2 separate regions of the Homo sapiens genome follow, and region 1 is linked to region 2. A link is a loop called in an ENCODE intact Hi-C map of the cell type or tissue named here. Cell type or tissue: Caco-2. All regions are shown on one strand. Links, peaks and the distances in the headings refer to the core of each region. The heading gives the core; the rest is flanking DNA. Region 1 overlaps SLC15A1 (solute carrier family 15 member 1). Region 2 has its middle 23 kb from the start of SLC15A1.

The links. A loop is a pair of places that touch in the nucleus more often than their neighbours do. Peaks named below come from ENCODE experiments on the same cell type or tissue, not always from the same donor. Only the 100,000 strongest peaks of a DNase experiment are listed, where the experiment ranks them.
Region 1: it touches region 2 in a loop (6-fold over the local background); 2 of 110 quality-filtered maps call a loop at or near these places.

Annotation. Positions count from the first base shown.
Region 1 is chr13:98,697,522-98,714,555 of GRCh38, reverse strand. SLC15A1 (solute carrier family 15 member 1) reads left to right here. Exons shown (of 23, transcript NM_005073.4): 10 at 1,972-2,058; 11 at 2,613-2,702; 12 at 4,645-4,689; 13 at 4,782-4,814; 14 at 4,896-4,984; 15 at 5,789-5,870; 16 at 8,303-8,422; 17 at 10,121-10,267; 18 at 12,027-12,076. Among named protein-coding and RNA genes, the nearest start is that of SLC15A1, 47 kb to the left of the region's middle. RefSeq lists a silencer at 6,652-6,701. In Caco-2, for the core only: no CTCF peak of the experiment used is centred there; a DNase peak (open chromatin) is centred at 7,635.
Region 2 is chr13:98,768,040-98,783,618 of GRCh38, reverse strand. No RefSeq gene overlaps it. Among named protein-coding and RNA genes, the nearest start is that of SLC15A1, 23 kb to the right of the region's middle. RefSeq lists a silencer at 1,510-1,804. In Caco-2, for the core only: no CTCF peak of the experiment used is centred there; DNase peaks (open chromatin) are centred at 7,288, 10,345 and 11,098.

The DNA of each region.
Region 1 (17,034 bases), core at 3,951-11,950, 69 kb after region 2:
GGCCTACCAAGTAGCTGGGACTATAAGCACACACCACCACACCTGGCTAAGTTTTCTATTTCTGTAGAGACAGGGTTTGCCATGTTGGCCAGGCTGGTCTCAAACCCCTGACCTCAGGTGATCCGCCCGCCTCAGCCTCCCAAAGTGCTGGGATTATTGTATTATATTTCAATTGTATTGTACTATTAGATTGTTGTATTGTGTTGTATTTCACTTTTTGAAATAAATGTGCCCTCTCCCTGTCAAAAAAATCCCTTCAAGGACAGCTGTACTGTTTTCTTCTCACATTAGAACTGTTCCCACCAAAAAGCTTTTTCCAAGCAAAGAGGGGACCTTACCAATTACCCATCCAAGTCCTTCCTTAACAAGTCATTGACAACTTAGTTCAAACTCCAGAAGAACAACTTCAAGCTATTTAGGGTCATGAGAACTATATTGCGAAGTATCCTAAAGTCAGCCTGTAGCTTTGACTTACTTTTCTTTTTTTTTTTTTTTTCCTTTTTGAGACAGAGTCTCACTCTGACACCCAGGCTAGAGTGTAGTAGCACGATCTCGGCTCACTGCAACCTCCGTCTCCCAGATTCAAGCAATTCTCCTGCCTCAGCCTCAGCCTCCCAAATAGCAGAGACTATAGACGTACACTACCACGCCCAGCTAATTTTTGTATTTTTAGTAGAGACAGGGTTTTGCTATGTTGGCTAGGATGGTCTTGAACTCCTGGTCTCAAGTGATCCGCCCACCTCAGCCTCCTGAAGTGCTGGGATTACAGGTGTGAGCCACTGCGCCTGGCCAACTTACTGCCTTTCGATCACGCTCATGCCTCCAGCCTCCACCAGCCTCACCTCTTGCTGTGTCTTTGCAAATGCACTTTGCTCTTCCCAAAGGCCTTTTTCCTAAACAACACTAACAAGGAATCTTAGTGGCCCCTAATTTTATGATGGGTGGGCCATCGTATTTTTCTGACCTGTGTTATTATATCTTAAAATATGTTTCCCTATAGCCTTAATTTTTTAATAAATGTATTTCTCTGTAGTGTGTTCTTACTCTTAAAAACTAATAGTTCAGTTATTGGAAGGATTTTAAGTATGTTTGAAACAACTTAGTGTGTAAATCTGGTTTTTCAAACACAAACTTTATAAAACCTAAATACAGATCAAGTATTTCTAATAAAAATCTAGCATCCAAATTGAGATATGCTGGCCAGGCATGGTGGCTAATGCCACTCCAGCACTTTGGGAGGCTGAGGCGAGTGGATCGCCTGAGCTCAGGAATTTGAGACCAGTCTGGACAAAATGGCAAAACCCTGTCTCCATTAAAAAAAAAATTAAAACATTAGCCAGGCATGGTGGTACATACCCGTGGTCCCAGCTACTTGGGAGGCCGAGCTGAGAGGATCATTTGAGTCTGGGAGGTCAAGGCTCCAGTGAGCCAAGACAGTGCCACTGTATTTCAGCCTAGGCGACAGAGCAAGACCTTGTCTCAAAAACAAACAAACAAATAAACTGAGATTATGTCATAAGTGTAAAATATTCTCTGGATTTTGAAGACAATATGGAAGAAGAAGGTAAAAATTCTTATTAATTTTTAAATATTGATTACCTATTAAAATCATAGTGGGGTTTATCATGTTATACAAATGTATGTACAATGAATTTCACCTGTTTCACTTTTTAAGCTGGCTACTAGAAAACTTAAATTGCAAACACGTGTTGTATTTCTATTGGGCGTGCTTCTCTAGAGGATCTGGAGAGTAAAGTGGACACAGCTTAATTCTGTTCACCCCAACTCAAACGCTCTTAGTTGGACAGAGACTATTAATAGAAATAAGTACTCATATACTAGTAGATACAATTGTATATTTTGCTTTTCTCACACGTATATTTTTCTCCTAAAGGTAGTTTAATTGAAATGTGCTTCCCTGACAAAGTTGTTGGTCCTGTTTTGAAATTCGATTTTTCTTCCTTCCTTCAGTTTGCCATCAAAAATAGATTTAGGCATCGGAGTAAGGCATTTCCCAAGAGGGAGCACTGGCTGGACTGGGCTAAAGAGAAATACGATGTAAGTAACGGTCATTGCTACAATGACCCTGATTCCCCCAGGAAGTGAACACTGAAAAATCTCAATTCAGATTAAGGTTACATGGACAAAATGGTCAGTGATACCTTCCTAACCTTTACAGCATATTAAATAAAACTATGCATGAGTGCATTTTTTTAATTGAAAGAACTTGATAAATAGATCTGGAAATAATATTACCTTTTCATAGTTTTTCATTTGGTATAATCTGGCATTAATTATATGTAATTGGGATCACATAACCTTAGTTTGAATATAGGAGAGTCAAGAGGTGGTGACGGCGGTGGTGGGATTTACATTTAGTAAATTCACGTAATTTACCTCCTAAATAGATGTTTTCACTCATATTTTAAATAGTTTAGACATTTTCGATTTTCTAAAGAAAACTGCGGCAGTATGTTTTGGATTAATCACCTCCCAGCTTGCCTCTAGATGCAAATATCTGTGTCTCCACTGAAATCAGCAGCACCTGTAAGCCGTGAGTGGCACAGGACACAGGGTGTGGCTGATTTGTCCCTTCCCCACTCCAACTACAGGAGCGGCTCATCTCCCAAATTAAGATGGTTACGAGGGTGATGTTCCTGTATATTCCACTCCCAATGTTCTGGGCCTTGTTTGACCAGCAGGTAATGTGAAACTCTGCTTGTGCTCTTCTTCACGGAGCAAGCGTACATCCCGCACTGCCAGGTACCAAGGCTCACTTCATATTTCACATCTAAAAAGTTCTCCTCCAGTTTCTTATTTATATTTCACTTGTTTAATTGTTAGATCACATTGAGTTTATTGTAAAAAACAAAACAAAACAAAACAAAACCAAAAGCAATTCTAGGTAGTTCTATCCACATTTCTGTTGCTAACAATGAAGACAATTACATGAGGTCAAGTCAAGTAGCCTTGGGAAAGATTTCATCCAGCACTCTTCCAATCAAAACTGAGAGTCAAGAGTTTGTTTTCCTACCAATACAGCGTGGTAACAAGTTACATTGCCTTTTATGGAGCCCATACATAAATGGAGAGGGACTTGATCTCTTCCACTGTAAGATGGAATGCTTGGGCTAGAAGTACCATCCTGGGGTGAAAAATGACTCCTCTCCAAGCAGGGACCTACAACCTGGCAGGTGACCTGTTGTCTCTTTCTACCACAGCCCTAAGACACATACCCAGGAATTTTTCACAATCGTGTTAGACAACTCAGTGCATGGGGCTCAGTAACCAAAGCAATTGGAAAGTGTTTGTTTTTAAAGATCAATCCTGGTTTACAGAATGAAAAAATAGCTATTGTTTCTCTTAGGAAATGGAGTTAAAAAAATATATATGAACACATGTGGTTTGAGCAGGGAGGATGGTGATAGGGATAAGCCATTGCTTGGGAGAAATGTGAGTGTACACATTCATCTCCTCATTTTAAGTAGGAGATTGAGATGTGTCAGACAGACCCGGGAGGCAGTGCTGCATGCGGACAGGAGCCGGTCACTGGAAACACACTCCTCACCTGGTAGCTGTGAGACTTGAGTCACTGTAATAACCCTTAACATTTTCCAAAGGGTGCTAATCACCCTCCGCAAGGCTGTGAGGGTCCAGTGTGAGAACATCCATAAGGTACTCAGTGACTGGCCTGTATGAAGAACTCAAACAGGGGTAGATTTCTTTTTTTTTTTTTTTTTTTTTTTTGAGTCAAGAGTCTCACTCTGTTGCCCAAGCTGGAGTACAGTGGCACTATCTTGGCTCACTGCCACCTCCACTTCCCAAGTTCAAGCGATTCTCCTGCCTCTGCCTCCTGAGCAGCTGAGATGACAGGCACCTGCCACCACATCTGGCTAATTTTTAGTAGAGACGGGGTTCTGCTGTGTTGACCAGGCCGGTCTCCAACTCCTAACCTCAGGTGATCCACGCGCCTCGGCCTCCCAAAGTGCTGGAATTATAGGTGTGAGCCACTGCACCTGGCCAATTTCCTGACTTTCTATGATGTCTTTCTAGTGGAGTTGATGGATTCATACGGAAGCATTTACATGTTTAGTCTTCCATAGACATAATCATATTTACCTGTACAGTCCTGTGTCCTCTTTCACTGTGAAATAGGTTGACTGTAAAGGGGCTGCCCAGGTATAAATCCACCACTCTCTTGATGGAGATCTAGGTGCAGCCAGCCTAGACTGTCAAAATGGCTGTTAACAATAATATTTGTGAATCTTGGATGGCAGTGAATATGGACCATCTGCAACACGCACAGCTACTTTTACCTTGCAGACGATGCCATGCTTTCCAACGAGCCTCAGAAATGCATTTTTGTATTTCCTAGGGATAGCTTCATCTCAGGGTACTGCTTTGTGCAGCTTCAGGAGGGGTTGGAGCACTCCGTATTGTGTTCACTCGTACGCTAGAAATGCAACTGGTTTCTTTTGACCTAGTATTATAATAGAGCTGGGAGATTAACTTGATGTTTAAAACAACTTTAAATCCCATAACATGTCAGACCTCATTCCTGATTTGGAAAAGACTCACCATTGACTTGTAAAATTTTAAAAACCCACATCCCCAAATAATACAGCAAATGTATTCATTTTTAAGGGCTCCAGGTGGACACTGCAGGCAACAACTATGTCCGGGAAAATCGTAAGTTTGACTCCTTTGTTTTAGTTTCTTTGTCCCCTTTCTTCTTCCCTTTCATGACATTTTTCACTGAGATTGTTTTCCTCTCTTTTTAGGGAGCTCTTGAAATTCAGCCCGATCAGATGCAGGTAGAAGACATGTAAGTTGCTTTCAGGGATCAGAGTCGTCTTTGAGACAAGCTTAACATTTCTCCTCCACTTCCTCTGCAGACCGTGAACGCCATCCTGATCGTGATCATGGTCCCGATCTTCGATGCTGTGCTGTACCCTCTCATTGCAAAATGTGGCTTCAATTTCACGTAGGTGACGGGTGGGTTGGGTTGGTTGAGGCTCCCTTGGTCCCAGGGCTTTGCAGATGGGCTGCGCTCAGCCTGCAGCCCTTCCCGCAACCTCGCCTAGAGGATAGGGTTTTGAAGAATGAAGAAAACAAATGTTCGTGTGCTGATGTTTCTGAAAATGTTCTTTAAAATAAAAATGCTGTGATTGACAGCCTGAAAAGGCCTTTAATCAAGGCTTTCTTCTCTACGCAGATGATAGGAATGGTCATTGTAATCTGGAGTATCACCTGAACCATAGTTTCTAGAAATTAATGTAAATATACAGGCCAGGCACAGTGGCTCACGCCTGTAATTCCAGCACTTTGGGAGGCCAAGGCAGGCAGACCATTTGAGGTCAGGAGTTCGAGACCAGCCTGGCCAACATGGCAAATTCCCATCTCTACTAAAAATACGAAAAATAAGCTGGGTGTGGTGGCACTCACCTGTAATCCCAGCTACTCTGGAGGCTGAGGCATGAGAATTGCTTGAAGCTAGGAGGCAGAGGTTGCAGTGAGCTGAGATTGTGCCACTGCACTCCAGCCGGGGTGACAGAAAGAGACTCTGTCTCAAAAAAAAAAAAAAAAAAGTAAATATGCAAACAAGAAGCTATATTCCACTTATCCTCCTTGAATCCTCATGAATCCATGACCAAGATGGGGAGAGGTGCTTTCAAGCCCATGTTTTTGGAAGGAATTTAGTTTTGTTGGGGGGATGGTGGGGGTGGGGGTTTAGCTTAGCTCATCTATGTGAAACTGGTTGAGAGTCACTCTTCTCTTGTGCCATCAGCTCCTTGAAGAAGATGGCAGTTGGCATGGTCCTGGCCTCCATGGCCTTTGTGGTGGCTGCCATCGTGCAGGTGGAAATCGATGTGAGTTGTCCCCTGGTTCTCCCATGTCCTTTCCTGGTGGATTTAGGTGGAGCGTTCAGAATCTTCTTTCTTCAGCATGAAGGGGATTAGGGGAGGCCAAGGTCTTTCTCTGTAAACTGAGCCCTGGAGCTGTGGGCAGTGGGAGGCACCATGGGTGTGAGGGTACAGTGGGTGGGCTTCAGCAGGGGAAAAAGGCTTACATAAGTAGCTTGCATTTATAATACAGTTTTTATAATGGAAAAGAAGTTTACAGAATGTGTTCCTTCACAATCTGAACTCCCAGGGAATCTGGTTAAAAGAAGTTCATCACTTACAAACAAGCATCACTTCAAATGTGTGTAAATGGTCTTTTTGATGTGAGAATGTATTTTGAATTCTAGTGTTTCTAAAAAGGATTGGTTTCTCAGTTAATCCACACATCTATTGGACTCGCAGTGGGCTAAACTAGACTAATGCTGGTAGTCTGAGATCAGTTCCTAGAAACAGGGTTATGTGGTGGGTAAGGGTCTCTTCCCTCTCCCCACCATTCCCCACCACTTCCTCCCTCTCTTTGCCTCTCTCTCTCTGTCTTTCTCTCGTTCCTTCCCTCCCCCACCCTTTTAATATCTTTGTTTATATTTTTAAGTGAAAGCAAGTTTATTAAGAAAGTAGAGGAATAAAGACTGGCTACTCCACAGGCAGAGCAGCTCTTTTAATATCTTTAAATTTAAAAAAAACTAATTGCAGTAAATATATATATATATAACATAACATTTACCGTATTCTTTTTTTTTTTTTTTTTTTTTTTTTTTTTTAAACAGGGTCTCACTCTGTCGCCTAGGCTGCTGGAGTGCAGTGGTGCGATCATGCTCACTGCAGCCACACCTGGGCTCAAGCGATCCTCCCACCTCAGCCTCCTGAGTAGCTAGGACTGTAGGCATGCACCACCACACTCGACTAATTTATTAAAATTTTTTTGTAAAGCCAGGGTCCCCCTGTGTTGCTCAGGCTGGTAATCAATCCTCCCACCTCAGCCTCCCAAAGTCCTGGCATTACAGGCATGAGCCCCCATGCCCGGTCACATATTAACCATTTTTAAGTGTACAGTTCAGTAGCGTTAAGTACCTTTCCATTGTTGTGCAGTCAACCTTCAGAACTCTTCATCTTACAAAACTGAAATTCTGTACCCATTAAACAACTCCCATTTCCCCTTTCCCTAGCCCCATCAACCCCCATTCTACTTTCTGAGTCTATGAATCTGACTACTCTAGCACTTCCTATGAGTGGCATTATATGGTATTTGTCCTTTTGTGACTGGCTAATTTCACTTAGTATATTGTCTTCAAGGTTCCTCCTGTTGTAGACTGTGTCAGAATTTCCTTCCTTTGTAAACTGAATACTAAACCCATTGTGTGTATACACCACATTGTTCATCCATTCACCCCCGACAGGCACTTGGGTTACCTGCACCTTTTGGCTATTGCAAACAGTGCCGCCATGAACATGGCTGTACTCACGCTCCTCTTGGACATAGCTAGCTTTGTGGAAGATGAATTGTGGGCTAAGGTGGACATGGCTTGCTTCAGTGACACTGGGTTTTGAAAGAGGGCATTGTAGAAAAAAGACAAAAACTCTGAACAAAGGTATGGAGGCAGGAGAGCATCAGGCATTTGTGAGATGTGTACACTGCTGCGTCTAGGGCTGGGGACTGGGCTTCCAGACTTACAGTAGAACACTGGAGTCGGGTGACGGTAGATCTCAGGTGTCATGACAAGAAGGATATTTGTTTAGGTTATAGTGACTCAGAGCCATCAGATATTTGGCTTCGTATCTTGGCAGCCCTTGACCTGGAAGTGGCTAGATAAGATAAGAGCAGCATCTTTCTGACTCGTTCACGTATTAGTCCATTCTCATGCTGCTGATAAAGACGTACCCAAGACTGGGTAATTTACAAAGAAAAAGAGATTTAATGGACTCACAGTTCCACATGGCTGGGGAAGCGTCACAGTCATGGCAGAAGGTGAAAGGCACATCTTGCATGGCTGCAGGCAAAAAGAGAAAGAGAGCCAAGCGAAAGGGGTTTTCCCTTATAAAACCATCTGATCTTGTGAGTCTTACTCACTACCACAAGAACAGTACGGGGGAAGCCACCCCCACGATTCAGTTATCTCCCACTGATTCCCTCCCACAACACCCGGGAATTATGGGATCTACAATTCAAGATGAGATTTGGGTGGGGACCCAGCCAAACCATATCACTTCAGTATTCCGTGCAAAAGTCATTTCTGTGGGTGCCACGAGGTCTGTGATTGGCAGCTTAGTGGGAGACACCTGGCGTGTTTCAGCCAGCGCAGCTTTTCCCAGCTGGAGGAAAGCACCCCCTTGTCAGGGTTAAGATGACTTTCCATGTTGTATTGAAGACCTCACTGCCAATTTTCTTTTATTTTGCTCAGAAAACTCTTCCAGTCTTCCCCAAAGGAAACGAAGTCCAAATTAAAGTTTTGAATATAGGAAACAATACCATGAATATATCTCTTCCTGGAGAGATGGTGACACTTGGCCCAATGTCTCAAGTAAGTAGAAGGAAATTGCTGCCTTCTTTTTCATCTTCTGACCCTGTTATAATAGGATTTAGAGAAGCTGTTTTTCTTGGTCCTTGTATAAATGCCAAGGCCAGCCCAGAAGTGAACTAAGGATCTTGATCTCATGTTGGCTATATTCTAAACCAGTGTGCTCCACACTATGTTGTTTGTTGTGTATGCAGATTGCCCAGGGAGCTGGTTAAAATGCAGAATTTTTTTTTTTTTTTTTTTAGATGGAGTCTTGCTCTGTCACCCAGGCTGGAGTGCAGTGGCAAAATCTTGGCTAACTGCAGCCTCTGCCTCCACAAACGTTCAAGCATTTCTTCTGCCTTAGCCTCCTGAGTAGCTGGGATTACAGGTGTGTGCCACCACACCCAGCTAATTTTTGTATTTTTAGTAGAGACAGGGTTTTGCCATGTTGGCCAGGCTGGTCTTGAACTCCTGACCTCAGGTGATTCACCCACCTCAGCCTCCCAAAGTGTTGGGATTACAGGTGTGAGCCACCATACCCAGCCAAAATGCAGATTTTTAATCAGCAGGCCTGAAATGCTGCATTTAACTAGCTCTCAGGAATGCTGCTGCTGCTGGAGCCTGGAACCACCAGATCAAGGATCTAAACTGGGGGAGATTTTGATGCTAGGGGACATTTAGCCATCTCTGGAGACATTTTTTGTTGTAGCAACTGGGAGTATGCTGCTGGCATCTCATGTAGAAGCCAGGGATGCTGACATACAGCTCTCCATAACAAAGATTACGTGACCCAAATGTTCACAGTGCCAAGGATGGAAAACCCTGCTCTAGATCACCCTTGTTCTGGATTCGTGGTACTCAACCTCCAGCCCATGTCAGAATCACCCGGAGAGCTTTGAAAATTTTGATACCTGGGTCCCAGCCCCAGAGATCCCTTTTTTTTTTTTTTTTTCTTAAATACAGAGCCTCACTCTGTCGCCCAGGCTTGAGTGCAGTGGCGCTATCTTGGCTCACTGTAACCTCTGCCTCCTGGGTTTAAGCGATTCTCATGCCTTAGCCACCTAAATAGCTGGGATTACAGGCATGAACCACCACACCCAACTAATTTTTGTATTTTTAATAGAGCCAGGATTTTGCCATGTTGGCCAGGCTGGTCTCAAACTCCCGTCCTCAAGAGATTGGCCTGCCTCAGCCTCCCAAAGTGCTGGGATTACAGGCATGAACCACCGCGCCCAGCCCTAGCCCCAGAGATGTTGAGATTTAGCCAGTCTCGTTCCTGTTTAGCCATGGTTGAGCACCACAACCTTAGACCTTGTGAAACTAATAATCTTGAAGGTAAAAACAAAAAGCCCGATTCCTAATGCTTGGAGCAGCCCAGTATTGATTTTTACCAGGGCTGTTGCTTTTGCTCTGGTGCTGTTCTTTGCCTAACAGTAGAAATTATTCTCATAGTATTTATTTTTGATAAAAGCAAAATAAAAGTAAGATGCTTGGTGAAAAGTATGGTTCCTGTGGTGGTACCAAAAACCTCATGACGGTGTCTGTAAGGGTGGGTGGGAAGCTGAGGCAAATAAAGGCCAACTCCCCACAGGCATTTTTTTGGTATCTATGAACATGAACCTGGAAATGCAGAATATCAGATAACTGCTCTTCCAGCGTTCAGTTGCATAGTGCCGAGACTCTGTGATATTAACTATGCCTCTTTCCCTCCCTCTATAGACAAATGCATTTATGACTTTTGATGTAAACAAACTGACAAGGATAAACATTTCTTCTCCTGGATCACCAGTCACTGCTGTAACTGACGACTTCAAGCAGGGCCAACGCCACACGCTTCTAGTGTGGGCCCCCAATCACTACCAGGTGGTAAGTGTGTGAAGACCTACAGCTGACTCTTTGCTATTTGTGATACTGGAGGCCAAAATTTTTATGGTGTGACTTTGTTTTACTCCCATATAGTGTTATATTAGATCATCCTCAATTTCTTCCTTCTTCTGGAACACAAGACTTCAAGAACACCTGTCAGACTTCCAATAAAAGTATGACTGGTGGATAGTAAAAGTTAATATTAATTGAAATTTCTAAAAAGACAACTTCTGGACATTGTATGGGGTCTGTGCACAGATGTGCATGCGTGTGTGTACAGAAGTCACACAGAGTACATATGTGAATTCTCAGGGACTTTTTCAGATAATTTAAAATATATAATTAATTGCACTGAATTTAAAAATTTGCACTAAATAGTCAGAAAATTAGAGCAGTCTCTGAAAAAGTATAATAAGCCTACCAGGTAAAAGCAATAAAATACTATGCATACAAAATATTTGATGAGAAAATACAGAGATCTAAATATGTCATTCGCACATAAAAAGCTGTGAAACCTAGCCTGGACAACGCAGTGAGACCCCTGTCTCTACAAAAATTTTAAAAATTAGCTGAGTGTGGTGGTGCATGCCTGTCGTCCCAGCTACTTGGGTGGCTGGGGTGCGAGGATTGCTTGAGCCCAGGAGGTAGAGGCTGCAGTGAGCCATGTTCATGCCAATGTGCTCCAGCCTGGGTGACAGAACAAGACCCTGTCTCAAAAAAAAAAAAAAAAAAAAAAAAAAAAAAAAAAAGCAGCAGCAGCAGCTACAAAGGTATAGTTGAGCTAAATGAAAGAGTTGTAGAGTTGTGGGCATTCTGTAAAGTGCATTTCAGTGAGCTTCTACGGAACTGCAATATGGAATTAAGACTCTTGGTCATTTGCTTAATTAGGGAGCTGCTGAGTGGCTTGTTCTAAAGTTTTGGACAGTAGTGTTCTGTGGAAGCACCGGCAACCAATGATCAAAAATTGTAGAGGCTCATGTTAGCTTTAAAGAAAATCAAGGCTGAAGAAATGGAGCCCTTCTTCTTTCTTCTTCCTTCCTTCCTTTTCTCTCTTCTCTTTTCTTCTCTTTTCTCCTTCCTTTCCTTCCTTCCCTCCCTCCCTCCCTCCCTTCCTTCCTTCCTTCTGTCCGTCCATCCATTCTTTCATTCTTTCTCTTTCTTCCTTTCACTTTCAACAGGATCTCACTATGCTGCCTGGCTGGTCTCAAACTCTTGGCCCCAAGAGATCCTTCCAAAGCTCTGGGATTTCAGGCATGAACCACCATGCCTGGCCCAGAAACCCTCTTTTTCTTTTCTTTTTTTTTTTTTTTTTTTTTTTTTTGAGACAGGATCTCCCCCTGTTGCACCATCTGGAGTGCAGTGGCATGGTCACAGCTCACTGCAGCCTCGACCTCCCAGACCCAAGAATAATTTTCAACAAATGATTCTCCCTCCCACGTCAGCTTCCTGAGCAGCTACAACTACAAGTGTGCATCACCACACCTGGCTAATTTCTAAGAGAGACAAGGTCTCACTGTGTCTCACAGGCTGGTCTCAAACTCCTAAGCTCAAGTGATCCTCCTGCCTTAGCCTCCCAAAGTGCTGGGATTACAGGTGTGAGCTACTGTGCCCGGCCTCCAGAGCCCTTCTAATGTAACCATGTCCTTAGGTCCTAGGATAAGTGTCAATACCACCTTCTCAAAGACTGAAATATTCATCTGAACTCATTCTAATGAATATTATTTTGAAAATATTTTTACATTACTGTTTTCTCTCTCAGGTAAAGGATGGTCTTAACCAGAAGCCAGAAAAAGGGGAAAATGGAATCAGGTATGTATATTTCTTTAAAATTTAAGTTTTATCAGATTCTTATGAAAGTAATGCATACCCATAGTAAAGTCCAAATGTAACAAGGATATAAAATGAGATTATAGGGTTTGTCCCAGCAATGTAAGGCTGGCTGAATATTCCCCAAAAAAATCAATCCATATAACCCATCATCTTAGTAAACTCAAGAGGAAATTGTACGTCATCTTATCAATTGATTAAAAAAAGCATTTGATAAAATTCAGCATCCATTCATGACAAAAACTCTCAACAAACTGGGAATAGAAGGGAACTTCCTTACCCTGAAAAAGGACATCTACAAAAGCTTGAGCTGATATTATGCTTCATGGCGAAAGTCTAAAAGCTCTCCACTAAGATCAGGAACAAGGTAAGATTTTTCCACTCTCCGCACTTCTATTAAACATCCTCTGGTTGCAAGAGCAAAGACACAAGAAAAAGAAGTAAAAGCATCTAGATTAGAAAGGAAGAAATAAAAATATTTCCAATTGGCCGGGTGTGGTGGCTCACACCTGTAATCCCAGCACTTTGGGAGACTGAGGCAGGTGGATCTCTTGAGCCCAGGAGTTCAAGACCAGCCTGGACAACATGGTGAAACCCTGTATCTAATAAAAATTTTTAAAAAAAATAGCCAGATGTGGTGGCACATGCCTGTAATCCCAGCTACTCGGGAGGCTGAGGCAGGAGAATTGCTTGAACCTGGTAGACGGGGGTTGCAGTGAGCTGAGATCGTGCTGCTGCACTCCAGCCTAGCCCACAGAGCAAGACTCTGTCTCAAAAAAAAAAAAAAAAAAAAATTAGCTGAGTATGGTGGTGTGTGCCTGTAATCCCAGCCACTCAGGGGGCTGAGGTGGGAGGATCACCTGAGCTTGGGGAGGTTGAGGCTGCAGTGAGCCATGATCCTGCCACTGAACTCCAGCCTGGGTGACAGAATGAGACCTTGTCTCAAAATAAATCAATATATATATATAAATAAATAAATTTCTACTTTATAGATGACAATTGTTTATATAGAAAGTCCCCAGGACTGTACCAAAAGAAGCTCACAGAATCAATAAGTGAATTTAGAAAAGTCACAGGACACAGGACAAAAACAAAATCCATCACTGTTCAATGTACTAGCAATGAAGAGTTGGAATCTGAAATTTTACAACTATTTCATGTATACTATCTCCCCCCACAGAATATGAAATACTTAGATATAAATCTAACAAAATGTGCAGGATTTGAGTGGTGAAAACTACAAAATTGCTTATGAAAGAAATCAGTGAAAAGCTAACTAAATGGAGAGACAGCTGTATTCATTGATCAGAAGATTTAATATAGTAAAGATGTCATTTTTCCCCAAGCTGACCTGTAGGTTTATTGCCATTCCTATCAAAATCGTAGCATTATTTTTATTTGCTTTTATAAAAAAGCTGCTTCTAAAATGTATATGGAAAGGCAAAGGAACTAGAATAGCTCAAATAATTTTGAAAAAGAATTAAGTTGGAAGAGTCTTACTACCACTAGTTTTCAAACTTACTATAAAGTTACAGCAATCAAGACAAAATGGTATTGGCAAAGAAATAGACCCATACATGAATGAATAATCCAGACCCAACCAACTGATTTTTGTCAAAAGTGCAAAGACAGTTCAATGGATTAAGGGAAGTATTTTCAACAATCAGTGTTGAAACATTTGAACATTCATATGTAATAAATGAACTTGACCTAAACCTCAGATCTTATACACAATTCATACATAAAAATTATATTAAATTCTTACACATCTTATATGAAAACTCAAAATTGATTCTAGATCTACAAGTAAAATGTAAAACTATAAAATTTATACAAGAAACATAAACTCTTGTGACTTTGGGTTCTTAGATATGACATCAAAAACACAATCTATAGAAGAAAAACTTGATAGAGTTCACCAAAACTAAAAATGTTTGTTCTGTCGATGTCACCCTTTTTTTTTTTTTTTTTTTTTTTGAGACAGGGTCTTGCTCTATTGCCCAGGCTAGAATGCAGTGGTGTAGTCACAGCTCACTGCAGCCTCATCCTCCTGGGCTCAAGTGATCCTTCTGCCTCAGCCTCCCAAGTAGCTGGGACTACAGGCATGTACCACCACACCCAGCTAATTTTCACTTTTGGTAGAGATGGGGTCTCACTATGTTGCCCATGCTGGTCTCAAACTCCTGAGCTGAAGCAATCCTCCCACCCCAGACTCCCGAATTGCTGGGATTACAGGCATGAGCCACTGTGCGGGCCTACACTAAGATTTGAATACAAATTTGAATACATGTACCCAGCCAATATCACTCTGAAGAGAATAAAAAGATTCACTATAAACTGGGAGAAAATATTTAGAAATCATGTATTTGACAAAGAACTTGTATCCAAAATATGTAAAGTACTCTAAAAGCTCAATGTAAATAGAATTATACAGTGTGCAACTTTTTGAGGCTGGCTTCTTTCACAGCAAATCTGTATAATCTTAATTTAAATTTAATTTTATATAACCCAATTAAAAACGCAAAAGATTTGAACAGCTATGTCACCAAAGGAGATATACACACATGACAAATAAGCACATGAACAATAGCATTGGTCTTATTAAGGGAAATATAAATGAAGACCACAATGAGTTACAACACACCTATCAGGTGGCTGTAATAATTGTTTTAACCTTGACAATACCAAGTGTTGGTGAGGATATGGGGCACCTGGAACTCCCCTGCATCGCTGGTTGGAGGACAAGATGCTGTAGCCCCTCTGAAAAACAGTTTGGCAGTTTCTTATACAGGTAAACACTCACCATGTGACCCAGCCATCCCACTCCTAGATATTTACCCTAGAGAACTGGAAACTTGTGTTCACATAAAAGCCCACACATGAATGTTTATAGAAGCTCTGGTTATAATCACTGAAGATGGGAAATCACTCAAATGTCCTTCAATGGAGGATGCATAAACACCCACCACTCAGCAAAAAAGGGAACAAACTTGATACAACGATGTGAATGCATTTCAAATGCATTGTGCTGTGGAAGAAGCCAGCCTCAAAAAATTACACACTTTTATTTCTTAAACATTGAGGGTGTGGGGAGGGGCTGGTCCCACCCTGGGCTGGAGTTCCTTTTCTCACACCTGTGATTGGAGATGTGGAGAAGGGGAACAGAGGGACAGCTCACTGGTTCCTTCTGCCATAGCTCTGTGGTTAAAAATGGAAATTGTTCTCTTGCCCAGTCCCACTCCCCCAAAAGAGTGGCATTGACAGAATAATTGTATAATTCCATTTACATGACATTCGCAGAAAGCCAAAAACTCCAGGGACACAGAACACATTAGTGATTGGCGTGGGTTAGGAGTGGAGGAAAGGTTTGACTATGGGGTAGCACAATTTTGGGGTCTACGTATTCTGATCGTGACAGTATTTATAAATCAAGATAATGTTAAAATTTATATAGCACTGTGCACCCCAAAAGCCAATTTACTATAAATAAATATTTAATAAGAATAAACTGGGGGGAATGAGAGTAGGTATCCTGTTCACCTCAACGTTCAACCCCAGTCTCCAGTCCCCTGTAGCTACAACTTTGATAATTCCTGATTTTAGCTTTTACTAGTTGGCAATAAAACACACAGTAATAGTATATTTTGTATACTATTAATATACAAAAGTATACAAAAAATATATTAAGTATATTTTGGGACAATGTCTATTAACTTACGAATGTAGGCTGGGCATGGTGGCTCATGCCTGTAATCCCAGCACTTTGGGAGGCTGAGGTAGGTGGATCACCTGAGGTCAGGAGTTCAAGACCAGCCTGGTCAACATGGTGAAACCCTGTCTCTACTAAAAATACAAAAATTAGGCATGGTGCATGTGCCTGTAATCCCAGCTACTCGGGAGGCCGAGGCAGAAGAAATGCTTGAACATTTGTGGAGGCGGAGGCTGCAGTGAGCCAAGGTTTTGCCACTGCACTCCAGCCTGGACAACAGAGTGAGACCCTGTCTCCAAAAAAGCAAAACAAAACAAAACCAAAAAACAACTTACTAATACAAATGGTGGTGAAATGGACTTTTACTTTTCATCTCACCTCCTGTTTGCTTCACATTGTTAATATTTATTAGATTTATGTTTCTGTTTTCCCTGTGCTAGGCTGAGTCTAAATAATAGATCCATAAACAGGATTTACAATATGACCCTATAAATATTATTTACAACATAATAAAGTGTGATCAGTCTGCAAGAGAAAATGTTACTTTATATCCTTGAAAATGTATCCCTCAACTGAAAATGTCTTGACTATCCAGGTGCGTTGGACTCTCCTATTACATTGATGAATTGCTCAGCGGTGCCCATCTTGATTGCTTTCATTTCACCAAGGCTTTCTTGCACAGCTTCTATTTTTTTTCCCCGTAACCTAGTTGGCCTCTTGTTAACAAAAACATAAGCCTTTACCCAGTCTCCAAGGTTACCAGCTTCCTAATTATACTATTATTCTGGGAATCCACTTTTCCTCCTGAAAAACCAACTCTTCAGCACATTCTTTGAGCTAACAGGAGCACTGGCTCTGTCGTCCTGCTGAACCACTATCCTGGTAGAATTTTTCACTGTGTGCCAGGTTAATGCCTTTCTTTCTTGGATTTTATGTCATCTTTCTCAGCCTTCTTTCTACTTTTGCGGCAGCGTATGGCCAAATATCTTGTCAAGAGAAAACGAGGTCAATTCCAAGTTGTTGCTTGCCTGAAATTGCCTTTTTATATTCTCACACTTGGATCATTGGCTAGACACCATTTTCTTCCATAACTTTGGAGGCTTGACTAAAAGATTTAAAAAAAAAAAAAAAAAAAAAGCATCAGCCAGTCTTTGTGGTTGATTTCCATTTCTGCTCATCAAGCTTTCAGTGTCTTCTTTCTCTTTGGTGTTGCCAAATTTCTCTGCAGTGT
Region 2 (15,579 bases), core at 3,584-11,583:
AAAAACATAATCAATAAAATCATTCAAGCAAGCATAAAATAATGGACATTAAGGAAAGAAGGGAAGAGATGGTTGTTTGTTATCCTTAACAATACAGACTAAGCCCCAAATTTAGCTCTGAGCATCCTGGCAGCCAAGAGAAAAAGGGAAACACTTTCAAAAGTAGATTAAAAAAATGTTTGAAGTTTAGAAGATACAGTACTTTTTTAAAGTTACACACTGTACAGAATTTAAAATGATAATTTTCTTTCAACGTGCACATTTCAAACATGAAGAACAGAATCCATGGCCAGGCTCTACACTCCGATTTCCTACATTTCTAGATGTTGTAGACTTCCTAGATTTGTGTAGCTTAAAATAGAGGAATTTATCACTGTTATCTCCACCCAGTCACAATCTCATGTTCTAGGCAAATCCAGTAAACTTTCCCCCTCCTCTCTTTATAAAAAATAGCCTCTGTACTTTTTTCTAATTATAAAAGCACTATTTGCTCCTAGTAGAATGTGTATAAAATACCAAAAAATAGAAATGAGAATTTAAATATCCACAGTCCTCCAACCCTCATCCCTTCCAGATAACTGCCATCGACACTTCACTGGCTCCATTCCAGCATTTTCTGTCTTCTGAGTTTCCTGTTGTTTCTTGACCCACATAGTTGAGGTTGCCTCAACTTTAGAAGTTTTGGTTCCCGGTAAATACTGTGTAGGAGCACCTAGAGTTACCAGATTTTCAACGTGACTCAGAGCTCATTTTCCTTAAGATAAAAATTGAGCAACAGGTTTCTGCCATCTTTGCTCTGCCCACCCACGTGAGCCTTGGGTCCACAGCTGTCTCTGCAACAGGAGCTCTGCACAGCTGGTCCAGAGCACCCACTTCCTCCAATTCCCACCCCCAAATGGGCTCTACTTTGCAGATAGTAAGAGCCCCTGGTGGAGTGAGAACCGTAGTTTTGAGCCACTGTAACTTCCTTCACCCATTATTCCTACTGTCTTGGTGAAGATTTACCTGGAGACAGGGTGGGCTTTGAGAAAGGATGTCTCATTACCATGCCCAAAAAGCCTCGTGCACCTCTCAGAATTTCCTTGTCCTTTTCTATTTCACCCCGTGAAATTCCACCAAAGGAGGTTCACACACATTAACACGTGTCATTGAAAAATTCCATCCTAAGATAAATCTGCTCCATGGATCTTGTGTGGATTGTGTCACTGTTATTTTTCTACTCACACATATTAGCTGTGCCATGGGAGGGGTCGCCTTACTGAAGGGAGCAAGAGACGTTGTTTTAGAACTGAGTAGAGGAAAGAAATCCTCTGTGTGGCTCTGCAAGGAAAGTCCGTGTAGCCCTTTTGGGCTGCTGGGTCCCCGGGACACAATGATGCGGCCGGAGGTGCCTGAGGCTCTGCCTGCTTCACCAGTGCCAGTGTAGACCCCCTGCCTGTGGAGTCCAGGTTCTCAACCCCCTTCCCCCGACCTCCATTACTTGAGCGGGTCAGCTTCCTTGAGTGTATGTGGGACAGAAGGGATTTGCTCTCCATTCCTCCTGAGTTGTCCACATGGCAGTTGCTCTTCCTGGGCCACCACACACCTCCTTGGGAATCCTGGAGTCAGAGGAAGCTTCTACTTTAGTGTGGCAGGCAGTGGGTGATAAGGTGCAGGTCGTGGGTCCCTTCTTTCCCCAGAGCCCCAACAGCAGCCTGTACCTGTGCCTCCCATGCACCTCTAGGGAGAGGCCGTGGCCATGATGGGTGGGAGGTCCTCAATCCCAACAAGGCACCCAGAAAGCTAGCCTGTCTGGTCCTGGGGGCCCGCTCTGAGGTACCCACGTTCCGACCATGCTCCTATGACCTCAACTCTCCTGTCCTCTGACAGAAAGTGAGTCCTTGCCAAAGCTCCATGCCCCTCACCATCACAGTGTCCAGCCAGGTCACAGCCGTCACGGCTATGCGTGGAGCACGGATTCCCCCATCAACCCGTGATGCTCTTGCCAAGTTTTCCAGGGCCTTGTCCTCAGTGCTTGCCTCACTTGACCAGCAGCAGTGTGGGAGCCAAAGCTTGCTCCGCCCTGAGCACCGTCCTCACTTGGCTGCCGGGAAGGACACACCTCTCCTTCCTCCCTCACACCACAGGGGTTCCTCCTGTGCTGCTGCCCAGTGTCTTATTTCCCGGGTCCCCTGGGTGCAACGCTCACTTCTTGTGGCTTGAATGATCTCATTCATATGCTGACCATACGACGATGTCCTTCATCTGTGTGATGACTATGATGACATCCATCATCTATGTGATGACTGTGATGACGTCCATTATCTATGTAATGACCACGATGATGTCCATTGTCTACGTAATGACCATGAAGATGTCAATTGTCTATGTAACGACCACGATGATGTCCATTGTCTATGTGTTGACTACATGATGATGATCATCATCAAGGTGATGACAGCGTTGACGTCCTGAGCGACAGAGTGATGTCCATCATCTATGTGATGACATAGATCATCTATGTGACAACATCCATCATCTATATGCCAACTATATGACTACATTCACCATCTATGTGATGACCCCCCTCCATGTCTATGCTAACTGTATGTTGACATCCATCATCTAGGTGATGAATTTGAAATGTACATCTCTGGCACAGACCTCTTCAAACTCCGGACTGTTAGTCTCCCTGTCTACTTAATAACTCCACTTGGAAATGGATTCAAATCTGAAATTCCACATGCATGAAAGCAAAGCACTCAACAAATGAAGTCTTTCTTGGCCCAGCTGATGTCACCATCATATAAGGATGAGGTATGTGGAAGAAAATTGGCTATACAATTGTATACAGTGGGACCAAGGTCACACAGCTAGGAGCTGGGGTTTGAAACTATGAGCTTGGCTTCAGAGTCTGCATGTGTAACCATCATGCTATTCTTCCAAATTCAAGCCATCCTAAATGCTCTTTGTTGCTTCCGTTCCTGGTTATAAATCACAAAGCTGGTACATAGTGAGCGATCCAGAAAGGAAATTCCAAACAAAGCCCAAGACACCACTTCTTCTGGAGCTTAGGATTCTCATATGTGCTTGACTCTGATCTATGCATTTCCTCTATTTTTTTATTATACAGAATTTCAAACATATAAAAAAGAAAGGCTGGGCATGGTGGCTCATGCTTGTAATCCCAGCACTTTGGGAGGCCGAGGCAGGCAGATCACTTGAGGTCAGGAGTTCGAGATCAGTCTGGGCAACATAACAAAACCTCGTCTCTAAAAACACAAAAATTACCCAGGCATGATGGTGTGCACCTGTAATCCCAGCTACTCAGGAGGCTGAGGCAGGAGAATGACTTGAACCCAAGAGGCGGAGGTTGCAGTGAGCCAAGATCGCACCACTGCGCTCCAGCCTGGGAAACAGAGTGAGACTCCATCTCAAAAAATATATATATATATGTATATATGTATAATATATGTGTATATATATGTGTAACTATATTATATATGTATACACACACACACACACACACACACACACACACACATAATGAAACAAATAAATAGAAATAAAAAAGAGACAAAACTGCCCAATGCCTCCCCATGAACCATCCAGCTTCAGCCATGATCAATGCTTGGCTAGTTCCTCTGCTGTGTGACTTGAAGCACATCCTAGACACCACCTCATTCCATCCCCTCATATTTCAAGGCATTTCTCTAAGAGATAAGGATACTCGCTTGACTTTTAAAATTCACAGTTATCCACTGATGTCATCAAACCTCCAGTCAGTGTTATCTCCAACTGTCTTTTGATGCCATAGTAATTTTTTTCACAGTTTTCTCATCAGTACTCATATTTTGAGTAGGTATTTCTTTTAAGCCTTTTCTAACCTATAAATTTCCCCTCCACCTTTGAGTTCCCTGAAATGTATTTGTTGAAGAAAATGGGGTGTTTTTCCTTCGGGGTTTCCTGCTGGGTTTCCCAGATGGCATCCCTAGAGTCTGTCTCTCTCTCTCTTTTTTTTTTCTCGTAGACAGTCTCACACTGTCCCCAGGCTGGAGTGCAGTGGTGCAATCTCAGCTCACTGAAACCTCTGCCTCCCGGGTTCAAGCGATTCTCCTCCCTCAGCCTCCCAAGTACCTGGGATTACAGGTGTGCGCCACAACACCTGGCTAATTTTTTGTATTTTTAGTAGAGATGGGGTTTCGCCATGTTGCCCAGGCTGGTCTTGAACTCCTGACCTCAAGTGATCCACCTGCCTCAGCCTCCCAAAGTACTGGGATTACAGATGTGAGCCACCACGCCTGGCCAGAGTCTGTCTCTTAACACTTTCCTCTCTCCTTTGTATTTCCTATAAATGGATCATTGGATCTAGAGGCTTCACCAAATTTAGATTTGGATTTTTTTGGCGAGATTACTGATAATATTGATAGATGGTGCTGTAATCTTCCATCTAAAGGCAGATATGTCTTGTGGGGCTGTTATGATGTTCGATTTCATTGATTACAGGCTACAAAATCGTGATGTCTGCCTTCACCTATTAACTGGAATGCTCCTGGTAAGGAAAAAATCCCCTTATCTATACCATTTGGTCAGCCACCAGTACAGCCACCACAGCATGAATACGTAAGTGTTTTCTTTTAATTTCCAGTTTGCAAAACAATGAGTCAGTTCCCTGCATCTCCCGCAGTGACGAGTTTGTTTTTCCCTTTCGTGCCAGAATGAACTTAATTGATTTAAACGTATCTGATGTGTTGCACTGACTTATTTTTATTGATGTTTAAATGGTCTCGTCTTGGCCGGTGTGTGCTTCTCCAGGTTGCTACTGGGCCCTGTTGTCTTGACCCTCACAGTCTTTGAGAACATCTTTGCTATTGGATATGATGTTGTGGCTCATCTTGTACATTTCCTGGCCCAAACATGGAATCAGCTCATTCTCCAAGGATTCCAGGGGGTTTTTTTAAGTTAGAAATTTGCAAGCCACCCTCTGGACATGGCTGAGGGTTGGTCATGGATTTTAAGCTTTTACAGTGGAAGAGCTAGGAAATACACATCTATAAAGTACTTCTGCTGGGCACAGTGGCTCATGCCTGTAATGCCAGCACTTTGGGAGGCTGAGGTGGGCGGATCACCTGAGGTCAGGAGTTCAATCAAGACTAGCCTGGCCAACATGGTGAAACCCCATCTCTACTAAAAATACAAAAATTAGCTGGGCATGGTGACAGGCACCTGTAATCCCAGCTACAAGGGAGGCTGAGGCAGGAGAATCGCTTGAACCCAGGAGGCGGAGGTTGCAGTGAGCCGAGATCACGCTACTGCACTCCAGCCTGGGTGAGTACAGAGTGAGACTCTGTCTCATAAATAAACAAACAAACAAACAAATAAATAAATAAAGTACTTCCTAGCCCAGGAGCTCCTAACCACACTTCTAACTCATATCCAAGATGGCAGCGGTTCCTCTTCCACCTTCCGTCTGTATCCCCTTTCTCTCACGCTGATATTCACGGCTTTTGGGACATCAGGAATGATAGAATATCACTAATGACCTATTGCTTCATTCCACGTTAGATACCTGACAACCTCAGAATAAGAATACCAGCACCATCTCAGCAGGGTTTTAGGGCAACTACTCCATATGATACTATAATGGTGGATATGTGTCATTATACATTTGTTAAACTCAAGGGCTAGTCTGCATGTAAATGACGGACTCCCGCTGACAATGATGTGTTTATCGTGGTTGATGGAGTCCGACAATGTATGGCCAGTGCAGGTCGTTGACAGTGGGGGAAGGTGTTTTGGGGGTTGAAGAGTGGGAGAATGTGAGAATTCTCTGTACTTTCCCCTCAATTTTGCTGTGAACCCAAAACTCCTCTAAAAAACAGTCTATTAGGGCCCGGCGCTGTGGCTCATGCCTGTAATCCCAGCACTTTGGGAGGCTAAGGCAGGTAGATCACCTGAGGTCAGGAGTTTGAGACCAGCCTGGCCAACATGGAGAAAGCCCGTTTCTATTAAAAATGCAAAATTAGCTGGGCGTAGTGGCACATGCCTGTAATCCCAGCTACTTGGGAGGCTGAGGCAGGAGAATCGCTTGAACCTGGGGGGTGGAGGTTGTGGTGAGCCGAGATCGCGCCACTGCACTCCAGCCTGGGCAACAAAGAGTGAAACTCCATCTCAAAAAAACAAAAACAAGTTCTATTAATTTTTTATAAATTCATGACTCCAAAGCCAATTATGCGAGAAAACAGATGTAAAAAAGTCTAGGCTGGGTGTGGTGGCTCACAGCTGTAATCTCAGCACTTTGAGAGGCTCAGGCAGGAGGATTGCTTGAGCCCAGGAGTTTGAGACCAGCCTGGGCAACATGGCAAAACCCCCATCTCTCCAAAAAATACAAAAATTAGCCAAGTGAGGTGATGTGTGCCTGTAGTCCCAGTTACTCAGGAGGCTGAGGTGGGAGGATCAATTGAGCTGGGAGGTGGAGGCTACGGTAATCTGTGATTGTGCCATTGCACTCCAGCCTGGGCTACAGAGCAAGAGCCTGTCTCAAAAAAGAAAAAAAAAGTCTAACTTTTGTGCTTGTTTTCATTATTCTTCTCTACTCCTTATATAAAACAAATTTGAAAGGTTTTGAATTCTCCTTCCATTTATTTTCCATATCACACACACATTCATCTCCTCCATTCTTGGCTCAGTGGTGGCACACTGTCCCCACTTAGCACTCCGTCTGATGGACATTTCTCCACAGTAGTTGTACATGTCACTTTGCATCTGAAAACCTGTCTTTGTTACTGGAAGCACAGTAATTTACCCAACTGTTGAAACAGTCTCGCTTTTCTTTCAGAGCAATGAAAACTAATGTCACATTTTCTTTTTTTTTTTTTTTTTGAGACTGAGTCTCACTCTGTTGCCAGGCTGGAGTGCAGTGGCACGGTCTCGGCTCCCTGCAACCTCCACCTCCTGAGTTCAAGCGATTCTCCTGCTTCAGCCTCCCAAGTAGCTGGGATTACAGGCATGCACCACCACGCCCCGCTAATTTTTGTATTTTTAGTAGAGATGGGGTTTCACCATGTTGGCCAGGCTGGTCTTGAACTTCTGACCTCGTGATCCATCCGCCTTGGCCTCCCAAAGTGCTGGGATTATAGGCGTGAGCCACCGTGCCCGGCCTTGAGCCACCGCGCCCTGCCTGAAAATGTCACATTTTCAAGGAAGCACGTACCAGTGTACGCAGTGGCCTTGTGCAAATTTACCCCTCTGGGTGCTCTCTTGCAGCTCCCCATCTCCCAGGCAGCTCTCCTTCCCGGGCGGGGCCCACATGCCTATCTCTGGAATCAGTGTTCGGCCGTCCTGTCTCTGACTCTGATGTGCACTGAGTCATCGTGTAAAACCTCCACACACTTCCCAGGTCTGTCAGATCATGGAGCAAAGTCCCCTTGTAAAGGAAGGGACGATTCTGCTGAGGCAGAAGATGAATTGACCTCTTGCCTTTCGAGGAAGGCTCCGGAGCTGAGCTGGGTGGAGGACACTTGTTCTACCTAGTGGGCTCCCAACACGCAACACCTGAGCCAGAGACCCGGCATCCCCTCCCCATCCACTCTCTCAGTCAGGCCGCACTCCAGGGTCCCTTAGAAGGTGCAAATGCCACTGTACCCAGTCTTTGTGGAGGGGCTGCTACATGCGGCCATTGTGAAGACAGGTTGATCTGGGATTTTATATTTTTAAGAGGACATTTAGAGCTCAGCTGTGGAGTCATCTTTTTCAGCCTTAGAGTGATGCGTGTTTTCCAACTAAGAGGATTTGATGTGGACTTTTGATCACAAAAAAACTGGATTTGGGAGAGTCTTTGAAAGTCTACTAATCGGTGGTTCTCAACACCCCGCCCCCATGCCCCAGTCCACCAGGGGATGCAAACGAAAACGTCTGCGGACATTTTTGGTTGTCATGGTTGAGGGTGGGGGTGCTACTGTAACCCTGTGGGTGGAGGGCTGGGATGCTGCTGAACATGTCACAGTGCACGGGACAGCCCCCACAACAGACAGAGATCGTCCAGGACAGCAGTACAGCCACGGCGGAGAAGCCTCCGTCTAAGCTCTTGTTGGTCAAGGGGTGACCTGCAGCCCAGCAGCCGCGAACAGACAAGTACTTGGGAGCTTGCGGGCAGAGGGTCCTCGTCCACACCCAGAGCCACCGAGCGCAAGTCTGCATTCCAACAAGCCCCAGGGGATTCCTTTGCACAGTAGGGTGTGAGAATCACTGCTCCCTGTGACCCCAATGCCAAGAGGGGCCTGACAGCAAAAGTCAAGTGTCCCACTCGAACACAGGGCTCCAGAGAAGCTCTAACTAGCCAGCTCATTGAACACCTTCAAGATATTTATTGCAAGGAATGATTTGCCCTGATGAAGACACAGAGTCACTAGAGAATGTGTAGAGACAGAGGCCAGCAGCATTTTCATTTTTAATCTCAAGAAGATTCCACAAACCTTTCAGTAGCAGGTGCCAGCGTTTTGAAGCCCCCTTACGGCTCTTGGTGGCAACACTTGCTGGCCAGTTACCGAGGGCATGACTTTGAAGCCCTCCACCCACTGCCCTCTGTGGTGTCCTGAGTACCTGACTAACCCGCCCAGGAACAGAGCTTCACCAGGATGGAGAAGAGGTCTCGTCCTTGCTCCGGTTCTCCTGGGGCCCAGCCCCATGCCTGGCAACCAGTCGAAGCTTGGCATCCATTGGACAGATGGATGTAGGAGAAGCAGGGACAGAGGAGGTCCTGGCCCCCAACCCCAGATGCCCTGAATGAGGAGGGAAATATTCTCCTTCACATGGGAAAATGGCCACCTGGCTCCCAAGCCGGCTGTGTGGGGAGCAGGCACGTCTGAAGGGGTCTGGCCTCTGTGTGGTCCTTTCCCACCTGCAGAAAACCAAGCCTGAGTGCTTTGCCTTCTCCATGTTTTTATTTTTATTTATTTATTTTTTTCTTGAGACGGAGTTTTGCTCTTGTCGCCCAGGCTAGAGTACAGTGGCATGATCTCGGCTCACTGCAACCTTCGCCTCTCGGGCTCAAGCGAGTCTCCTGCCTCAGCCTCCTGAGTAGCTGGGATTACAGAAGTGTGCCACCCAGCTAATTTTGTATTTTTAGTAGAGACGGGGTTTCACCATGTTGGCCAGGATGGTCTTCAACTCCTGACCTCAAGTGATCTGCCCACCTCAGCCTCCCAAAGTGCTGGGATTACAGGCATGAGCCACCGGGCCCGGCCCTCCATCCATTTTTTCAATATGGGATGCACACACATTCAAGGCAGGCCAGCCCCACCATGAGACTCTCAGGTCGCAGAATCTGGCGTCCGGGAGAACGAAGCCCCCTAAATTGCGACCCCACGGTGGTTGCTCCCACACTCAGCGGGTGGCCGCTCCCCGTAGGCTGCCCTCAGGCCTCAGAGTTGCTTGGGCATTTTTTGTCTGGAAGTCACCAGCTGAGGCCTGGACATGCCCCTGCACCCACGGTGGCGCACCCCTCCCGGGATGGCGAGCTCCAGGACGGACCAGCACAAGCGTGGACCTGACCCTGACCGCCCACCCGCCCTGCTGTCCTTCCGGGAGACTCCTTGGCAGAAGTCCAGGGCTGGTGGCCACTTCCCCTGGGAGCTGCGGGGCAGCTCAGTGCTGGCTCCCATGTTGACCACACACCCAACCTGTGGCCTGTTCCTCCTCAGCCCTTCTCGGCCCGGGCAGCCCTTGCCTGTCATCTGGTTCTTCCTCAGCCCCTCTCAGCCATCACCCTCACGGGAGGGGCAGGCTCAAGGGGCGAGGTCCTGGAAGGGTCAGGGCACTCTCAGTCCTCCAGACCAGTGCTCCCTGGTTCAGGACCAACTGCAGAAGCCCCATGGGATGTGAAAGACATGACAAAGAAAGAAAGGAGAGACCTTTCCTAATGAACATGAGGCCTCCCATTTTTAAACTCACTGATTTTTGAACTCATTTCACATTGCTCCATAAATAATACCAGGCCAGCTCTCAGGTGGAAAGTGGATGGAGGGAAGAAATAAAACCATCCAGGAACAGAAAACAGAGACAAGAGCGGGGCTAAGCCAGAGACTCCTGTGATTCCAGACCTAGACGTCTGTTGCAGGAAAGGGACGCCGGTGGGCTGTCAGTTGCCAGTGGAAAAAGAAATGCAGTTTTCAATAGATGAGGAAAACCTAAGTGGCCCTGAAACTAGGACAGGACGTGAGCATCTCCTTAGGGCCCTGGGAGAAGGGTGACCTCAACAGGCTTCCAGTAGACGTTATGCTCAAAGACAACCAAGGGGTGGCACCTCCAAGGGCAATTCCGTCAAACAAGCCCACCAGGGGCGCTGCACCACCGCCTGGCACCACCGCCCAGCACTCACCTCTACAGGTCTGGTTCCTTCCAGGATGGACCCCAGTCCCCAGCCAAAGGGCCCAGCAGAACATGCCTGTCGCCTGCCTGCTCTCCAGCCCGGAGTCCCAGGCTCTGAATCTCTCAACTAAGGAGGACAGCTGCTCCTTAAACTCCGCATCTTCCCAAGGGTTGAGGCAGCCCTGCTTCACCTCATCCCTGTCAGACACAAAAGTATGGGCAAAACGTCCCTGAGCAGCTGGACAGCCAGGGAGGACACACACAGCCTCTGCAGCTGAGGGGCTGGCCTGGAGTTCTGGCTCTGCATATGTGGAGAGTAATGCCTTGGAGCCGTGAGCTTATCTCCCCCTAGGAAATGGAGGCTAGAAAGAGCATCTACTTATGAGTTTACTTTCCTGTGAAGAGTGAGATGATTTAGCCATTCAACAAGTATTTCTTGAGCTCCTGTGAAGAGCCCAGGAGCTCAAGCCCGCAGTGAGCCGTGATCATGCCACTGCACTACAGTCTGGGTGACAGAGCAAGACCCTGAGAGGTGAAGATAACCATGTGGTCTCTTGATTATTTTGAAAAAAGCAGATTCCATATTAACAACCTTAAACAATGTGCAACAATTTCAGCTACATTCTTAGCTTCCTCACCTCTTGATGCCCATCCCTTCCGGCCCCAGCCTCCACCCCAACCTCTTCCCTGCAGCTCTAGGGTGACTTGGACAGCTCCGGGGCCCTATGCTCCCCCTCCCAGCTGGGTTCTTACCCACCTGACCTTTGTGCTTGGAGGCCTCCTTCCCCGCTGGAAGCCCTGCACCTGGCTGCTTGACATCTGGGACTCTGTTGAACGGTTATTCCTACTGGGCAGAACCTCCTGGCTTTTGGGCTGCGCCATCCCAGCATGTGGCCCTGCGTCCAACTTTCTGTTTACTTGGTCTTGAATGAATAATAGATAACCCAGTAAAAACTCTGGCAAGAGTCTGGGCCTTCCTAAACAATGAATTTGTGACTTTGAAAGTAAGCTCATTTCACATTACATCATTCTATTTGAGTGGCACATGATTGCCCAGGCAGCTGTGAAACATGCCGTCTTGTTAATGAGCCGGAGCTGACCGTGTTTTCAGTAACTGTTTTTATTATTATCAGACATTTGGAAAAGTATAATGCTATGCTCAAGGCCAGAGCCACCGCTCCTAAATCCAATTCATTCCACCTGGCAGTCCTCCCTTCCCACCACCCTCTCTCAAAGCAAACAGGGAAACCAGGAGAAGGAAACGGCCCAAGTCATAGTGAAATGGAACCACCCACACTAGCACGGCCACTAGCGCGATTGCCTCGGGAATCACCCCAAGTCCTCCTGCCCCTTACGGTCACATATGCTGGCCACCCACTATGGACCATGTCCTGTCCTGCGCTGTGGGGACCCCTCATGACAATACTATGTCATCAGTGTCTGTACCAGAGCAATGTACACTGCAGCAGGAAGAGTCAGGCCAACTTAACAAAGACAGACACTTCAAAATAGGGGAGAGTGTTTTTGGCAGACGTTGCAGCCTGTGCATAGTTCTGAGATATAAAAAAAACCTGGTTATTTGGAGGGGGCATCATGCTCAGAGTCTGAGATGACAAGAACAGGTGTTGGAAACCAAGCTGGCATTGCCAAGTGAAGTGTGTTATGTGCAACCTTCAGAGTTTGGGATTTATACCTGTGGCCTGGGAGAATTTCCTGAAGGTGTTGTCATGGCGGTGGAATGGGAAGAGAGGGAGATATGACCAGCTCTGAGTTCTGCAAAATAACTGGAGTAGCCAGCAGAGGTGGGGATGTGAAGAGGCTGAGGGCTAGACTCACCATGTAGGTAAGTCATTTCAGCTGCACCATTTCAAGAAGTTTTTTAGTTATAATCGACAGCCCAAAAGACATTATGGCCAGTCAACAAGTGAAACTCCTAGAACAGGGGGTTTGTTATTTCCAGATGAACTGATCCTTCTGTGTGCCCATTAGGGTTCTAGAGATTTCTCATTATGCAAAGTGAATGTCAGGTGAAGAAGTAGTTCTGCATTGTGTTGAAATTGAAACCTGAGGCCTAAGTTTTCCAGTTAAAATATTTTACATTTCTCAAATATGCCACCAAAAGGTCTTGGATCAGGCTGCCAAAATGCTACGCACGAGAAATGTAGCAAACCTGTAAGTGTTGGAACAGAAGTCTTCAATGACAAGCAAAATGGAATTGGAGGCTGTGGAATGCAGGGGATTCACTGGGTTCCTGAACCACATGATTCTGTCTTAAAAGTGAGAAGGTCCTAGTTCAATTATCGTAATTAACGGTGCCTACATTTTGAGATGTCTGATGGCCTCGAGAAAACTTCACATTTCCAGTATTTCATTTGGAGTCCCGACTATCCCAAGGTCAGTTACTTATCCAAGATGCAACTGCCACGGTCCTCTCTGCCTAGAAATGGCTGAAATCGATGTTTAGTAGTGCACATGGTTTTGGGATGGTTATCCTGAAGGCCTAGGCTCAAATTCCCTAAAACTCATCATACTATACATGAATAATGGATGAATTTTATTGTGTGTAGATTTCCCCTTAATAGAGCTGGAAGTGTGTGTTCAAGTGTCCTCGTTTGAGGAATCTCAATGGGTTGTCCTAATAGTTGTCCTCTGTCCCCTCACCTATAGGATGGAGATGAGAACTCCTGCCTCAGGCAGATTGTGTGACAGTGTCCATGAAACCACTTGTCGTGGCACCAGGCACAGGTGGACTCTCAACCAACCATGACCCAATGTTGGTGCAGAGACATTAGAAAGACATCTTTTTCAGCTTTGCACTGGGCTGGGGGAGAAACAAAAGAAGAAAGAAGGAAGACATCTCCTTCCCAGGAAATTTTCAAAGACAGGATCAGAGCACATTGATAAAGGTTGTTCCTCTGCCTATGAATCTAGCCTACTGTTTTCATCCTGAGTTTGGTGGGACATTTTATTGCCTGTTCTCCATCTTATAGTCTGAGAAACGTGGGACATGTGAGATCGGTAGATATCAGTGCACAGATACTTGTTTAATCTCTGCCAGCTCTGCTGTCCAGTGCTTGCCACTGGAGCCCTGGATGCAGACATCATCTGACGGCCTCCTGGATCACTCACAGTTCCTATCACGGGGCTGAAACCAAAATAAGAGCTGGACACCTGGGGACTAATTGAACACAGCAAGAGTATTCCACAGAAGATGAACTCTATCTGGCGACACAGTTAACACAAGAAAATTTCATGGCAGGAGAAGCAGCTGGAAGTCTGCCTTCACAATGAGACCATACATTGCAGAGGCCGCAAGGATGCAGGTGTGGGCCATGCGGCCCCTGCAGCTGGCGCTCTCTGTCTGCTGTGGTTTGACTCTTTGTCCCCACCCAAATCTCATCTCGAACTGTAATCCCCACATCTCGAGGGAGGGAGCTGGTGGGAGGTGATTGGATCATGGGGATGGTTTCTCCCATGCTGTTCTTGTCATATGAATTCTCACAAGATCTGATGGTTTTATAAGTGGCAGTTTCCCCTGCTCTCTCTCTCTCTCTTGCTACCATGTGAAGAAGGTACTTGCTCCCCCTTCGCCTTCAGCCATGATTGTAAGTTTCCTGAGGCTCCCCAGCCATGTGGAACTGTAAGTCAATTGAACCTCTTTCCTTTATAAATTACCCAGTCTTGGGTATTTCTTTACAGCAGTGTTGCAAACGGACTAATACACCGTCTGCATTTCTCCAGGTGATTATGTCTTCTCTCTTCCTTCATTTATTTTCATTTATAAAACATATGGCCACAGTCCTGCCTTTCTTGACATAATGAGGACCACATATTTTTTACACTTTGGCTTTAAAGCATTCCCCTGGAACTCTGATATTTTGAAGTTGGGAGTATAAACTGGTATAGACACTTAGGAAAGCTACTTGGCATTGTACACTAAACCTGATTGTCCACATATCTTACAACCCAGCAATCTGCAGAATACATGCGAGAGGAATATTGTACATATGTATGTCAAAAGACATGCACAAAAATGTTTGTGACGCTAATGGCCAAAAGCTAGAAACAAACCAAAAAGTCCATCTGTAGTAGAATAAGCAAGTAAAGTGTGGCATGGAACAGAATGGAACTCAAAATGGAATTCTGTCCCACAATGGGATGAGCATGCTCTACGCACACACAACCATATGCACGAATCTCATAGCACCATGTTGGATGAAAGAAGCCAGGCGTAAAGACAGTATGTTCCATGTGATTTCACGAAGTTCAGAAACCACCCAAACTCATCTTTTGTTACCCTTTGGGTGAGAGTAGTGACTGGGAGGGGGTACCAGGGGTGCCTCTGGGGCTCTGGGAATGTTCTAGTTTTTATTGAGGTGATGGTTGTGTGATGTGCTCCCTTGGGTGAAAATCCCTCATGCTCTGCTTATGATTTGCTGAGAACCTCCAGTGCAACCTTTCTAAATCGTAGATTTTATATGAAAAAGTTGAAAATTCAACTTTTATAGTACACACTTCAGTCATCTTTAGTATAGCTGCAAAGTTGCGCAACTCTCACCACTACCTAATTGCAAAATATTTTCAGCTCTCGAAAGAAAACTGTACCTAATAAGAGTTATTCCCCCTTCCCCATCCGGTAGCCCCTGACAGTCATTAATCTCCTTTCTGTCTCTATGGATTTGCCTATCCTGGACATTGAGATAAATGGGCCCATACAATGTGCAGCCTTTTGTGTCTGACTTCATACACTCAGCAGAATGTTTTGAGGTTCATCCGTGTTGTAGTATGTATCAGTATTTTTGTTCCTTTTATGCTAAATCATATTCCATTTTATGAATATACCACATTTTCTTTATCCATTTATCAGCTGATAGACATTTGGGGTGTTCATTGTTTGTCTATTATAAATAATCCTGCAATGAACATTCGTGTACCCATTTTTGTGTTTTCATTTCCATATATAAGGCTGGCCATCCTCTGGGTCACAGACTGAATAGATGGTCTGATTGTAAGTACAAGTTCCTAGGTGGGTTCCAGTACACTCATAATAGGTCTGGTACAATAGAGTTCTAGTTATACTGTTCCTTGACCATGTAGTATGTGTACAGTGGGGACACCCTTCTATGGGTACTTCTTTTTAGCAAGGTTGAAGGGGGTAACAACAGCAAAGCAATGTACAGCTATCCATACCTAGCAAGGGCAGAAGAAGTCCTTACCCGGGGGAAGAGGTTG